Regions from separate parts of the Homo sapiens genome. Here all the other regions are linked to region 2. Evidence: chromatin contacts called from ENCODE Hi-C or POLR2A ChIA-PET data. All regions are on one chromosome and are shown on one strand. The core of a region is the stretch at or near the end of the contact, and the rest is flanking DNA. Distances in the headings are between cores, read along the strand shown.

Region 1 (4,854 bases), core at 181-2,680, 88 kb before region 2:
CCAGGCTGGAGTGCAGTGACACGATCTCGGCTCACTGTAGCCTCTGCCTCCTGGGTTCAAGCAATTCTCCTGCCTCAGCCTCCCGAGTAGCTGGAATTACAGGCACCCACCATCATACCCGGCTCATTTTTGTATTTTTAGTAGAGACGGGGTTTCACCATGTTGGCCAGTCTGGTTTCGAACTCCCGACCTCAAGTGATCCTCCCGCCTCGGCCTCCCAGAGTGCTAGGATTTCAGGTGAGAGCCACCGCACCAGGTCTCTCTCTGCCTCTTAAAGGACACTTGTCATTGGATTTAGGGCTCACCTGGGTAATCTAGGATGATCTCCTCATCACAAGATCTTTAACTTAATGGCATCTGCAAAGACCCTTTTTCCAAATGAGGTCACATTCAGAGGGTCCGGTTGTTAGGTGTGGACATATCTTTTTGGGGATCACCATCCAATTGAGAGAGATGCTACTGGGCTGGTCAGCCAGGCCAGGACCTAGGGGATCTGGGCCTCATCCTAGAGCAGGAGAAAAACATTCCATTTTGCACTCCAGAAAGAACACTGTGGTTGTGGATGTGCCATGTGAGATGCAAGCAGGGTGGCTGGCCTGTCAGGAGAGGACCGCTGTGGTCCACGTGACAGGTGATGGAGGAATGGGCTGAGGCAGCAGCCCAGCCAGGGATGGAAAGAAGGGTTTGGGTCCCAGTCAAACTTAGAAAAAACAAGTCAACGGGACTTGGGGACTGATGGGGCTGGGTGGCTGGCGGCAGGGTGGAGGCAGGGTATCATTGGATGATGTGTATCAATGTGATACGTATCCCTCACATTAATTTTTCCCAGGAGACAGTGCTAGGAGGATGGAAAGAATATTGGCTTTGAAATTGGCGAAACCTTGGTTGAATTCCCAACGCTATTCCACTTTCCAGCTTCTTGACCTTGGTTGTGTTTCTTACTATTTCTGAGCCTCAGTTTTCTCCGACATAAAATGGAGATAATAATACTGAAATCACAGGGCTCTTGAAGGAATTAAATGACAGCCTATGTGGCGTAGTGGGCTCTGGGTGGCCACCTGGGCACCACAGATGTGATGTGCTCTTTCCTCCTCCTTCCTCCTGCCTGACCAACGTCCCTTCCTGCAGGGGCTTCCCCGGGCGCTCAGCTGCACCCACCTCCTACTTCTCTCCCACTTGCTTCCTGCACGGCTGGCTCCACCCCACCTGCAGCCTTTTTTTTCTCCTGGGACCTGCCCACGCATTGCCCTCTCCACTGTCCTGGAAACTTCAACAGATATTTTCTCACCTGTTACCCCTAAGTAGCCCAGGCTGCAAAACGGGTAGTCTTAGCGCCTTGAAAGGGAACCTGAAGGGCTTGCTGAGTTTACTGCCGGCTGCGATGTGTTCGTTCACTGGTTTATTCCTGCATCTATGCATCCACTCCCTCAACAAACACTTCGAGTGGGCGAGGCATTGTCTCGCACCGCGAACACTGAGCTGAACGGAAATGTGGTTCTCACCTCATGAAGTTTACTAATTCTACCAGGCAACCCGCCCTCTCTGAGCTCATGAATTTTCTGGTTGCACTGATTTAATGGCTTCACTCTCTGGCTTTGACACCCCCACAGGTAAAGTGAGGGAGAGCGGGAGGAGCATGAATTTGATTGTCCAGTCTCATCCGGGCTAGGTGGACATTAGGACACACAGGCAGGTTCCCAGGAGGTGGAACAGAAGCTGGAGCTTCCCTGAGAAAGCAGACACCCCCGTCCTACCTCTCAGACACATTTCCGTCTTCACTGGTGATGTTTTTCTCCACCCCGTTTCTTGCCACTTGCCATTCATAATCACTGCTCTTGGTCTGGTAAGCAGAGAGGGCAGGACAAAAATTTGATTTACTTACGACAATGTTTTACAAGCTTGAGCATAAAAACATGTGGTTTCCTGGGACTGGCCATCCCAGGAATTTGGCTGGGACATTAAGGAGTTGGCTGGCACTAACTGTAAGTGCCTACCACTTCCTACCCTCCTGGGGGAGGCTTGCCTTGCTCTTCTGAGCACTTTCTAACTTCAGGCTGTCTGGAGCCTCAAGGTTCTCCAACGTATGCAAATGCATGTGTTCTGACACAAGATGCAAATGTCAGGAATCCTCTTTTAAAAGGGCCAGTCTCTAAGACTTGCAAAAACGGCGACCGGAGACTGACTTAAACCTACCACCCGGAAGAGATGTTGGCTGTGAGGAAGGGAGAAACAATGAAGTGTGAGATGGTGTGAACTCTGGAAGGCAGAACCTTAGGGAAAAACGAAAGAGTAATTTCGTTCGTTGATGAATTCATTTATTCTACTAAGTATTGTGCAGAGCACTATAGGGTTTACCAAGAATAAAAATTGTCTCTATCATGGAGGACCTAAAAGAGATCAGAGAGAAAAGTTTTATTCTCGGTTTACCAAGAATGACAATTGTCCCTATCCTGGAGGACCTAAAAGAGACCAGAACCTTAGGGAAAAACGAAAGAGTAATTTCGTTCATTGATGAATTCACTTATTCTACTAAGTGTTGTGCAAAGCACTATAGGGTTTACCAAGAATAAAAATATTGTCCCTGTCCTGGAGGACCTAAAAGAGACCACAGAGAAAAAGGCAAGTACACATGAACATGTGTTTTGCTTTGAGGATCGTGCAAAAAAGCTGATATGAGGCGAGCACCTCATGTTTAACGTACTCTGCTTCACTCGACATAAATTCCTGCTAGCTTCCCTAACAAAGTTTCAAGGTAGGCACTAACACCATTTTACAGATAAGGAAACTGAAGTTGAGAGAGTAATTTTTCCAGGAACCAGGGTTCCAACCTAGATCAGCTGACTCTGAAGCTTATTAAATCCACCTGTGGAAAATCAAGTTAAGAAACAGATTAAAGGGGCCAGGTGCAGCACTTTAGGAGGCTGAGGTGGGCGGATCACCTGAGGTCAGGAGTTCGAGATCAGCTTGGGTAACATGGTGAAACCCTGTCTCTATTGAAAATATAAAATTCGCTGGGCGTGGTGGCATGCTCCCGTAATGCCAGCTACTGGGGAGGCTGAGGCAGGAGAATAGCTGGAACCCAGGAGGTGGAGGTTGCAGTGAGCTGAGATCGGGCCACTGCACTCCAGCCTGGGCGACAGAGTGAGACTTCCATAACTTTTATGATATAGTTTTCAATCAGCTGATTTACCTCTACGATTTCAGGAACACCCTGGCATGTTGCACGAGGCTTTGCCTGCTGGGGTGTCTGTTGTTCAGTCTAGACCAGCATGCAGCCACGGCTTCTTTTGGCCTCCGTGGCCAATTCCAAAAGTTCATGTGAGAAGGGGTGAAGAGGGATTTTAGAGCCAGAAGGGAATTGAGCTTTCCTCAGCCTTATAAAAGCATGGAAATTGAGACCCAGAGAGGTTAAGTGCCTGGCCTAAGGTCACACAGCTTGTTAATGGTGGGGAGACGAGACTTGGTTTTGCCCAACTCTCCTTCTGCCATCTGTCGCTACTCAGCACAGTAAAGGAGATGGCGCAAGTCATCTGTGGCTCGCAGAAGTGCTAGGAATAATCCCATTCACGCATTTGATGGTACCTACTGGAGCCCCATTATTTCCAATTATTTACATGCTCCGGGCACCTGCAGCCAACCTGTACGTGCCCTTTCCCAGGGGTCAGACTTCCCTGGTGCCATGTGGACTCAATGCAGCATGCAGCCTCAGCCCTATTTTGTCTCTTCTATGCATTAAGGGATCCGTTTACATTTAATTGAAGCTTGGCATACTCTGAGCTGAGGTGGACTTGCTTTGGCCTTCTGAAAAAAGCATGCAGTTTTGGCCTATGAGTTTGAGTTTCATAGAGTAGCTTCCAATACCGGAGGGAAGCTGGCCTGTTACTCTCTGGAGTCTTTCTGAATCGCACAAAATCTCTGTGTATGCCTTCTTTGTTGTTCCTTTCCCAGAAGCGTGAAGTCCCTCAGATTCCACGGCGGTGGGGCTGGGAGAGCCCAGGTCCGGTGCGGGCCAGAGATCCCTGCGCGTCGGCACGTGAGCAGCCCCTCTGCGGTCTCCCGTCCTCACGGAGAGGCTATTACAGCAGAAGCTCCCTCGGCCCCCTCCCCACCCCCTCGTAGTTGAGGAGGAAGTGAGAAAGGGCTTGGCTTGGTGCCTGGCACACAGCAACCCTCCGTAAAAATGCCAGCTATTACTATTGCTATTGTTGCTATTATTCTCACGACTTCTCCATCTTCTGCACCACCCACAGGCTGCTTTGCTGTGAACACGGGGATGTGGAGAAGAGTGAATGAGCTAGTGGGATGGGAGCGACTGAGTGTGAAGGTTAGGGAGGGAAATAAAACAGCCCACAGCCCTGCTGCACTCAGCACCTTCTCCCTGCCTGCAAAGTCCTTCCTGGCATCTCTGGAAATCCTGACTGCCCCACGAGTCTCCCACCTCCTCCCCTGTTTCTGCACCGCCACTGGGATTGGTACTTGCAACTTGAATGGCTCTTCTCGTGTGCTGCCTTCTCCAGGGCCCACTCATGCCTGTGGCTGTTGCGACCCTACTATGTGTCATGCATTTGACATTGAACATCTTATTTATTCATTTAGTTATTTATGGCAGGGTCTCACACTGTCTCCCAGGCTGGAGTACAGTGGCATGAACACAACTCACTGCAGCCTTGACCTCCTGGCCTCAAGCAATCCTCCCACCTTAGCCTCGCAACTAGCTGGGACTACAGGCACTCACCACCGTGGTCAGCTAATTAAAAAAAATGTATTTTGTAGAGATGGGGACTCTTGCTATGTTGCCCTGGCTGGCCTCGAACTCCTGGGCTCAAGCGATTCTCCTGCCTCAGCCTCCCAAAT
Region 2 (4,691 bases), core at 1,314-3,813:
ATGACGTTATTATTGTCTGATATTTGCATTCCACATACTAAAGTCAGTGACTTTGTCTCTTCTGATTGTTGGAAAGCTACTCCCACCAAGGTTAAGTGCAGTCCTTTGACCTGTAGCATTGTGGGTGGCCTGAGTGGGGACCGTGACCCAAGGTTTGCAGAAGGTGAAGGAATAAATAGGAAGGTAGGGGCCTTTGCTGAACTTAAGCTCAAAGCCCTCCAAAAAGAGGCCTCTGACGCATATTTCTTCCTTGGTTGATTAAGCATGGACAGGGGATTTATGGGAAAATGTGTGGCAACCAAGCAGCCATTTTCCATTTTTTCCTACCTATGGCCATGGCACAAGAATGGAGTGGGAGCAGGGATGTCCATAAATAGTCTGGCTTTGGTTTAACAGAGACAATTCCTTTCACAATCACAGCTTTAGCATGTGCTAAAAATGACAATGCCATCCAGTGTCAATTGTTCCAGGGAGACCCTTCATTCCTAGTTACAGCAATAAAACCGCTGGTGGGTGGTCGCTGCTACTGGTTGTCTTCATTATCATTTCATTGTGCTTATGTGAGGCCCGGTGCACTTTGGAACTCTCAGGCATCTTTAAAGCCTTTCATGCATTGGAGTGGCTTGACATTCATATTTATATATCTTGCTTGCATGGCAGCAGAATCGCTATTCTTAGGGTCCTCATCTTTTGTGCATTCAAGGTCACACCCCACTTACGTGGGAACTGTAATATACCCTGAGAACTTCAAGCATTGTAACTCAAATCTGCAATCCAGAGTCCTCTTGGGTGCTTAAAGCTCTGCCTCTTGATTCATAGTCAAAGTGAAGCCTAGAATAAGCTTGTTGAATTAAGATAATTTGTGTTTACTTTAGAAACTTTAACAGGTTTACCTTGGAAACTTTTGAAGTTTTGTCATCTTTAAGACATATCCCTCAATGTTGCATTTCTAAGCAAATGTCTGCTTGTCTAAATCAGAAACCTGGACATCACACCCAACTCTTTTTCCCTCAGTCTCTCTATATAGTGAGTCATCCATTGTGTTCAATTCTATTGATGAAGCATCGTTTGATCTCCCACCTTCATCCTCATCCTAAACCTCTAGCCTTGCTGCTCTCTGATCTGTCATCTATACTGATGTTACCGGAAAGGGTTCCCAATCCAGACCCCAAGAGAGGATTCTTGGATCTCACGCAAGAAAGAATTCAGGGCCAGTCTACAGAGTAAAGTGAAAGCAAGTTTATTAGGAAAGTAGAGGAATAAAGAATGGCTACTCCACAGACAGAGCTGCCCGAGGGTTGCTGGTCACCCATTTTTATGGTTATTTCTTGATGATATGCTAAACAAGGGGTGGAGTATTCATGCCTCCCCTTTTTTGACCATATAGGGTAACTTCCTGACGTTGCCATGGCATTTGTGAACTGTCATGGCGCTGGTGGGAGTGTAGCAGTGAGGACGACCAGAGTTGCTCTCGTCGCCATCTTGGTTTTGGTGGGTTTTGGCCAGTTTCTTTACTGCAGGCTGTTTTATAAGCAAGGTCTTTATGACCTGTATCTTGTGCCAATCTCCTATTTCATCCTGTGACATCAAATGGCTAACCATCTGGGAATGCAGCCCAGTAGGTCTCAGCCTCATTTTACCCCACCCCTATTCAAGATGGAGTTGCTCTGGTTCAAATGCCTCTGACACTGATGCCAGAGTCAATTTTCTGCAATATAAGCCTAATTATGCTGGGTTCCCCACGGCCTTCAGAGTAAATGGCAACATCCTTAGTAGCCTAGAAGAATCTTCATTGCTTGGTTTCTACCTCCCTCAGTTTCTCCCAGAGGCCCACACCCATGTTCCCTACAGCCAGGTGTCCAAAAGGGCCTTATTCCCTGACACATCCCATCCTCAGCCTCAGTTCCTCCTTATTTGGGAGTGCATTTTTTCCTCCTCTTCTCTTAGCTAACTTCTATTTCTTCATGAAAACTCACCTTAAGTATGTTCTGCTCCCAACACCTTTCCTTTTGGAGCCCACCAGGGCTGAATTCGGCGCCCCTCCTCTACCCTGATCTGTGACCCTTGACATGCTCTGTACTCTGCCCAGCCGGTGTGGCCCCCGGATTGCCATTGTGGATTTGCTGGTCTCTGTTTCTCATGGACCGTGAAGTCCTAGAGAGTGGGAACAGTCTCTTTTCTTTCTCTGCCTCCCTAGAGATTCCATAAGGCTGACCCACAGAGAATGGGTAAGTTATTGTTGGACACATATCAGATAAATGCTGCTAAATTACACATGAAATGATCCTTCAAGGTGGTAGTATAGATCAAGAGTCTGAACCCAGTAGAGTAATAAAATAGCTTCTTGTTATCACTTGAAATTATATAAGCAACAACTGAAATTCTAACCAGGAGCTCTGAGCGCTGCCGTTGGGAGGATTCCTGCTAGGGACATCTCACTGCTTCTGATGGCTTAGGATTTGTTGGGCCACTGTTTCCCTGGGCACATGTTGGTTTATTTGCTTGCTTTTATGGTTCGTTTGCCATTTCCCTCATAAGGAGATGAGCCGTGCATCAGGATCTTTCCTTTCTCCAAGGCCATCAATGATTCACGTGAGAATTTCATACCACATGGCAGAATCGTTCACATTAGAGTCCTCCACAGGCCAAAAGGAAATAGTATATTCAGGGCTCATCCTTTGCATAGAAAGAACTCTGTTCACCAAGGCATTTTAAACCTGGGATTTAATCAGTTACTTTGCGAAAACTGAAATGATGTCCTTCCCCCATTTCTGAGAGCGAATTTGAGATTAGGCTGGGTGATATATCATGAGAAAAAAAGAACAGAATGAATGGGGATGGCCTGAAGCTCAGGTGGGTAATTTCCCAGCATCTTCCCCATGCTGCTCCCTGGGGCTTCCCAGGTAAACTGTGCACTGGCTTCCAGCAGCCTTTCCCTGGTCTCTAGGTGGCCTTTGTTTAAGCATTACATGGATGTTTGCAAGATTATTCAAGTGATTTCCCACAATTTATTTCAAGCATTTACTGTAGGTGGCTTCAGAATTTTAAGTAGCATGTAAACTACAGACCACCTGCCTCAATGCACCATATCCAGCATCGGTTTTATATCCTAACAAGACGGGATAAGGCACAGTTCTTGAACTGCTGCCAACTCTCCAGAAAGGCACTGGGTACATCGGAAATGCCTTCCGGGGGCCTCCTAGCACTGTCCGGAGCATTTGTCCTTCAGAGCCTGGCCCCAGACCTGTTCCTCTCCCCATAGCTGGGTTCACCAAAGGCACTTCCTGATAACTGTTCCAGGACTCAACAATCAAAAATGAAAAAAATCAGAGAATGTTTTAAAGCCCAAGGATATAAAGTACTAAGACTCTTCTAAAACCTGATTGTCCTTCTCCAGTGTGGTAAGCAGGCTCTGACTCACTTCCCTCCTAGATAGGATTTCCTCCTGTGTATACTCCCAGAGCTAAGAGATTCTTCGAATGCCTTTGCCATTACCCGCATTTCTTCAGTTTGCATCTCTGAATATTCTTAGGCTGTGCTGAAGGTGTTTCTAGCCACATGACACTATCTTCATCGCTTTTGGCATTATCCATATTGGCCTCTCCTCTGGGGTGGTCCCTGGGGATTGGTGGCCCCTCACCTTACATAGGTGTCACTGGGCATGGATATGGTTGTCTCATGTCTAGGGTGCTCCATGGTCAGAGCAGAGCTCCCACATCCCAGGCAGGTCTGGAGCAACCCCCAAAACAGAGCGGGCTCTTGTGCCTTCAGGAGGTATCAATGACATCTACTGTCAGTCTGAACAAAAAGCTACCCTTTGGAAAGAGAGCAAACCAAATTCATACGAGCTCACAGAACTCTCTCCACTAATCATGCACTTTGATTAAGTGTTCTCACATGATCAATGCTGAGTGAAACTTTAGACCCTACTAAAGCCTCTCAAAGACGCAGTCCCTGTGCTCCAAACACCTGTTCTTGCTAATGAATCATCGTGAAATGCAAAATCAATCCTATGCAGATACATTGATGGCCTCTTAATATTTTTACCCTAGCCTTGTAGGGCAGTGCATTGGGTGCTTTTTGATGTTTTCATGAGTTTGAGTATTGCTAATGCTGATCATTACATTAAAGAGGAGCATTCATTGGATTAAACCTTACAACGTTTTTGTGTGGTAGATGGGAAGAAACATAATCTTAGCTTTTAGCCTGTGAGGTATTATAATCTCACATTACCATTGAGGGAGATAAGGAGCAAACATAAAAAGCCAAACAAACAAATGCTATCATTTCAGGTACTTCTAAGTACACTGAGGAGATAAAATAGGGCCCTTATATAAGACAGGGAACCTGGGGACTGGGATGGAAGACAGGGCACTGCTTAATCAACAGAGTGAGGAAGGCATGCGTCTCTAAGGAGATGCCAGAATGAGAGGCAGGGGCCACACAAATTCCTGGGGAAAGAGTGCCCCAAACAGCAGGATAGCAGGTGCAATGGTGTTAAGATAAAAATGGCTGTGGCTAAATGGACAGTATGACTGTAGTGCAGAGGGCGAAAGGGAGAAGGGTCCCTAGTTAGGTGAGAGGAGAAGGCAGGAGCCAGAACACGGAGGCCATTTCAAATTTTATTTTAAGCATCATTGAAAGACATCAGCAAAGTTTAGGCAGGGGAGTGATATCATCTGATTTATGCT
Region 3 (4,925 bases), core at 2,230-4,729, 110 kb after region 2:
CCCAGATCTTGCAAGGATTCAGTAACGTAGTACCGTGCTTGGCACAGCATAGTGTTGGGTACATATTAGACAGTTAAGATTCCAGCCTCCAATCCTCCTCCTTCAGTTTCTTCATCTCTAAAGTTTGCTATTGTGTTGGCTTTACCTACCTATAGCTATGAACTGAATGTGTGTATGTCCCCAAAATTCATATGTTGAAGCCTTACTCTCCAATGTGACAGTATTTGGAGGTGGGGCCTTTGGGGGATGATCAGGTCATAAGGGTGGGGCCCTGATGAATGGAATTAGTGCCCTTATGAGAACAGACACAAGAGCACTCTCTCACTCTCTCTGCCACATGAAGATACAGTGAGAAAAAGCCACCTGCCAACCAGGAAGGGGACCCTCGCCAGACTCTGGATCGGCCTGCTCCTTGATCTTAGACTTCCCAGCCTCCCACCTTCAGAACTCAGGAATAAAATGTTGTTGCTCAAACCACCCAGCCAAGCCAAGCCAAGACACTATCTCACAAACCCAGACTTCCTGACACATAAACCCAAGAGCACCACACAGATACATTTCCTCATAAGGACTGTCAAGTCTCTGATTGAAAAAATTAAGAATTCTATTTAAGGTGGGTGGATAGACTGGGAATGTGAAAGGACTCTACAAAAATGAATGATACATCTTTGCTTAGATCTGGAATATGCTGGAAAATACTAAGTCACAGACCAAGTCCTCCTTTGCAATGTCAGCAAACTTTGACCCAAGGGCCGAATTTGTTTCCCCTCCTGCCTATTTTTCTCTTACACTGGAACACAGCCATGCTCATTCATGTACGTATTCTCTACAGCTGCTTGTACGCTAAAACCCCAAAAGTGAATAGTTGTAACTGAGCCTGTATGGCCTGCAAAGCCTAAAGTATTGACTATCTGGCCCTTTCCAGAAAAGTTTTCAACCCCTGATCTATTGGAATACATTTGAGTCTTCTATCGTAAGTGTCCATAAATCTGAGGCTGAATGCTGGAAATTGAACTATTTAGCTCTAGAGCCAGTTAAGGTTTACAAGGCCCAGTGGTTGGAAATTGAGACCAAATGAATCTGAAGGTGAGAACCAAGAGGTTTCCGCCTCATCACTGTGTAGTTCTGAAGCGAACTGTAGATCAAAAGAAGGCTTGAAAAGAAAAAAGCAACAAAATAAAAATGAGTTTTTTAAATGCTAGGCAGCAAAATGGAATTGAAACAGGACTAACCTGAGAGTTAGCCAGCTGTGCCGTAGTGCCTGGTCTGCCACCAATGAGGTGTGCGATGGGGGCAATTGCTTCACTTCCCAGGGGCTGTTACATGATTTGTAAAATGAAAGGCTCACTCATTCACCAAACATTTCTTGAACTCCTCCTAGGGGGAGCTTGCTGTCTTAGACACGAACGTCTGGACCCGCTAATCTCTAAGATGCCTTTCCAGCTTTAGAGCTCAATTTAAAGTGTTGGGTGATACCGGAGCTTTGTGGAGTGGCTATGCGAGGTGCCTGGAGTTAACATTCACACAGTGCTTTTGGTTCTGCGGCATTTTAATGATATTCACCATGGTAGTAATTTATCGCCATCTCTTCTTTCCAAATAGATAGCGTATTAGTGTAAGTCCAGTCCATCAAGCAAGCTTCTTCCATCTGCGAGGGAGGAGGCAGCCCCCGGACAGCTGTGGTTGGGACCTTCACCTTGAATTATGTAACAGTAGCAGGGGATGGGCAGATTGGCCTTCTGAATTATGCTTCCTTAGACTGGCATTTACATGAGTTCGCGGACCCTAAACACTCACCAGCAGACACAGCGAGGATGGCTTTATCCCTGGAGTAATTAATCCATGTAGCAAAGGGATCTCCAAGGTGCTGCCAACAGTCTTGGGATAATTGAGACCTTACAGCAAATAAATCCCCCAGAATCACGACCGCTTTCACCATCCCAAAGCCCCAAAGTGAGAACCACCTTCCAAAAACTCAGAATCCAAAGCCTGTTAATCCCCTTTTGTGGCAAGCCCATCCTCCTGGCCTGCCTGCCCTGCTCTCCTCCCCCATAATACCCATTCAGGGCAGTGACCCCAGTTGGCAACCCGGAGCCGCGTGGGCTGTGGTCAAACGACACCCAGATGAAAACTGCAGCTGATGGCCTGGCCTTTCGGGTCAGTAGCTGCTGTGCACAGCTCTCTCCCTGCCTCCTGAAGTTCAAATGCCAGCCTGATTTCTATCTGGAAGCATCCCAGCCCAAACATGGAACAAAAGTTCCCTCTGACAAGCCCATTTGGGTTCCAAAGTATGTTTTTATGTTTGTTGGCAAATAGAACTGTCACCAGCAACAATAACAACACTGTTTTCCCTCCACTGAAGCTACTTCATTTCTTCACATTTGTTCCAGGGCTGGAACTGGACAGATGAATAATGTAGGCTAGGCGGCTGGCCCAAGTCCTGACCTCGTGCCTCCAAAAGCAAACACAGAGGTGAAAATGGAGACTTGTTTGTTTGAACTCTCACTGCCTAATTTAAAAAAGAAAAGGCAAAAAGAAAAACAAACCTCCCACCATCCTATTTCATCAATGTAGACACTGATGGGTTTTGTTTTGTTTTGTTTTGTTTTTCTTTTCTTTTCTTTTCTTTTTTTTTTTTTTTTTTTTCCATGTCTTACTTTTTGAAACATGGAACTACAGCCCTCTACTGGTGCAAGGAATGAAGCCAATTTCTCAATCATCGAGGCTACCCTGCCATCTTGTGGCCATGTGAGGGATGCACACGTGTAGATCAATTTCTCAGCATCACAAAACAGTCTAGGTAAGACGTTGGAAGGGTTCTTCAAAATATTCACATGGACTTTCATTTAAGACATTTCTTGTATCGTTTGGGGAAAACATCAATGGGATTTGGAGTCAGAATGTTGGTTCCTGCGTTTAAGCTCTGTCAGTGATTTGTGACATCATCCCTGAGCAAATAATTTCATTTTTAGGAACCTGTTTTCTCATCTGTAAAATGGAGGTCATAATAAATGTTTGATTCTTGGAGTTTTGTAGTGTTTACATAAGATCATGCATATGAAGAGTGCCTTGTCCACTTTAAAATCATATGCACATGAATATATTAAAAATCCCTAGAGAAGTAGTTTCTATCATCATACTTGGTAAAACTTTAGAAACTTGAAATCGGTTTCAATGACTAACCTTACTATAGTCTAAAGCCCTGGCCTCAGAATAAAGAGAAGGACTTTACACTGTCTCATGCTTTCCTAAAGATACATACTGCCAAGTCCTCTCCGTTTTCATTTTTCTGATTTAAGTCAAGTCAGTTTCTTCGGCCTTGCTTCACGGGGCCAGCCAATGAATAATGAGGAGTGTAGATGCGTCTTGGGAGGTGAAATAACTTTGCTTACATGGAATCGCAAAGTGCTCATTAGTGTGGGGGCTTAGGTATTTGGCTCCCTCGTCTTTTGGAAAAAGCCCAAACCAGACACAGCAGCTAAAGGAGCCCTCATAGGATGTCTGTGCTGCACGATGCTGACGCAAGATGACTCATCACACACTAGCTGGGTTTGGCCACTGCTTCTGTGCAGCTGTTTGCAGAAAGCCAAAAATTTCTGGTGCCAAGCTGGGGGCTTGGTGAACAAACCCAAATGTTACTGTCCTCATCTCCTGCTAAATTTCAGTCCTGCTCGGGCCGTGGCCCAACCAGTGTTAAGTCTACTGATGAAAGTCCAAGTCACTGTCCTCTGTGCCCTCTCGTTACTGTGTCCTCAGGTTACTGAATTTATCATTCATCTCACTGATGCATAAGGTAGGCTTAGGGTACATTTGGCAGCAGGATCAATAGTTTTGCAAAGAGAAAATAGATGCCAGCCAAAGGAACATCGAATCCTTGGGCGAATGATGAGGACGGATGACTCATGTCCAGGCCATCTTCCCTCCGGGCTGGGCTCCGCTGTCTCCATACTCACCTTCTGTCTCCAAGTTTGGTTCACTAGGCCCATCCTCAGGAAGCCTCCCTTAGGATCCAGGATGAGTCACCAGCACCCCAAGTGTGCTCGCTGGTGAGGATTATAGGAGGGGGAGGTAGGCTGTGTCTACAGGAGATCCTGGGGCACATCTGGGGGATGGAGGTGAAAGGTTATCCCTCTGTCCTACAGAATGAGGGTCCCCCTTCAATCCCCTAGAGGTGACATGCCAGAACGCCTGAATCAGAGAAGGCACTCATTCCTCCCACCTAACTCTTTTTATTTTTTTTAATACTGAGTCTTGCTCTGTCACTCAGGCTGGAGGGCAGTGGTGGGCTCCCAGATCACTGCAACCTCCGCCTCTCAGGTTCAAGTGATTCTCCTGCCTCAGCCTCCCGAGTAGCTGGGATTATAAGTGCACACCACCATGCCCAGCTAACTTTTGTATTTTTGGTAGAGATGGGGTTTCATCATGTTGGCCAGGCTGGTCTCGAACTCCTGACCTCAAGCAATCCACCTGTCTTGGCCTCCCAAAGTGCTGGGATTACAGGCGTGAGCCATTGCACCCGGCCTCTTCCACCAAACTCTTACAGGGTTATCCCAGAATCTTCCAGAGACACCACCCTGTGGATGCAACCTGGGGCTTTCTTCTCCACAGGCCATGTCTGAAAATAGGAGGTTCTTCCTCTCTTCCACACTGGGAGAGAGATAGCAGTCAGGGAGAGAGAGCAGACGGGGAGAGAGATAGCAGTCAGGGAGAGATAGCAGTCAGGGAGAGATAGCAGTCAGGGAGAGAGATAGCAGTCAGGGAGAGAGAGCAGACAGGGAGAGAGATAGCAGTCAGGGAGAGAGATAGCAGTCAGAGAGAGAGAGAGCAGACAGAGAGAGATAGCAGACAGGGAGAGATAGCAGACAGGGAGAGATAGTCAGAGATAGATAGCAGATGGGGAGAGATAGCAGTCGGGGAGACATAGC

What was found. Hi-C counts contacts between places; a loop is a spot of excess contacts on that map. ChIA-PET counts read pairs that join two places held with the same protein, here RNA polymerase II (POLR2A). Pooled maps may share reads with other maps.
Region 1: a loop to region 2 is called in a map of PC-3, with 2.3 times the contacts of the local background. The contact joins two enhancer-like sites. A Hi-C loop is called at or near these places in 2 of 168 maps with a recorded cell type or tissue (PC-3 and posterior cingulate gyrus) and 2 of 50 pooled maps. POLR2A ChIA-PET finds 5 or more read pairs at or near these places in 1 of 52 experiments (MCF 10A).
Region 3: a loop to region 2 is called in a map of endothelial cell of umbilical vein, with 4 times the contacts of the local background. The contact joins two enhancer-like sites. A Hi-C loop is called at or near these places in 10 of 168 maps with a recorded cell type or tissue (CD8-positive, alpha-beta T cell, Caco-2, Calu3 and 7 more) and 11 of 50 pooled maps. POLR2A ChIA-PET finds 5 or more read pairs at or near these places in 2 of 52 experiments (OCI-LY7 and activated T-cell).

The regions. Positions count from the first base shown.
Region 1 is chr1:244,073,526-244,078,379 of GRCh38, forward strand. No RefSeq gene overlaps it. Among named protein-coding and RNA genes, the nearest start is that of ZBTB18, 25 kb to the left of the region's middle. RefSeq lists enhancers at 1,291-1,340, 3,453-3,953. Within about 2 kb of position 1,431, at least 4 of the 41 ENCODE cell types and tissues checked have a DNase peak (open chromatin) inside an H3K27ac peak, as active enhancers do.
Region 2 is chr1:244,160,773-244,165,463 of GRCh38, forward strand. No RefSeq gene overlaps it. Among named protein-coding and RNA genes, the nearest start is that of ZBTB18, 110 kb to the left of the region's middle. Within about 2 kb of position 2,564, at least 13 of the 41 ENCODE cell types and tissues checked have a DNase peak (open chromatin) inside an H3K27ac peak, as active enhancers do; they include PC-3 and endothelial cell of umbilical vein, where a contact is called at or near this core.
Region 3 is chr1:244,270,477-244,275,401 of GRCh38, forward strand. All of the region lies in intron 1 of LOC105373262 (a long non-coding RNA gene), which reads right to left. Among named protein-coding and RNA genes, the nearest start is that of SPMIP3, 80 kb to the right of the region's middle. RefSeq lists a silencer at 2,586-2,812. Within about 2 kb of position 3,480, at least 21 of the 41 ENCODE cell types and tissues checked have a DNase peak (open chromatin) inside an H3K27ac peak, as active enhancers do; they include PC-3 and endothelial cell of umbilical vein, where a contact is called at or near this core.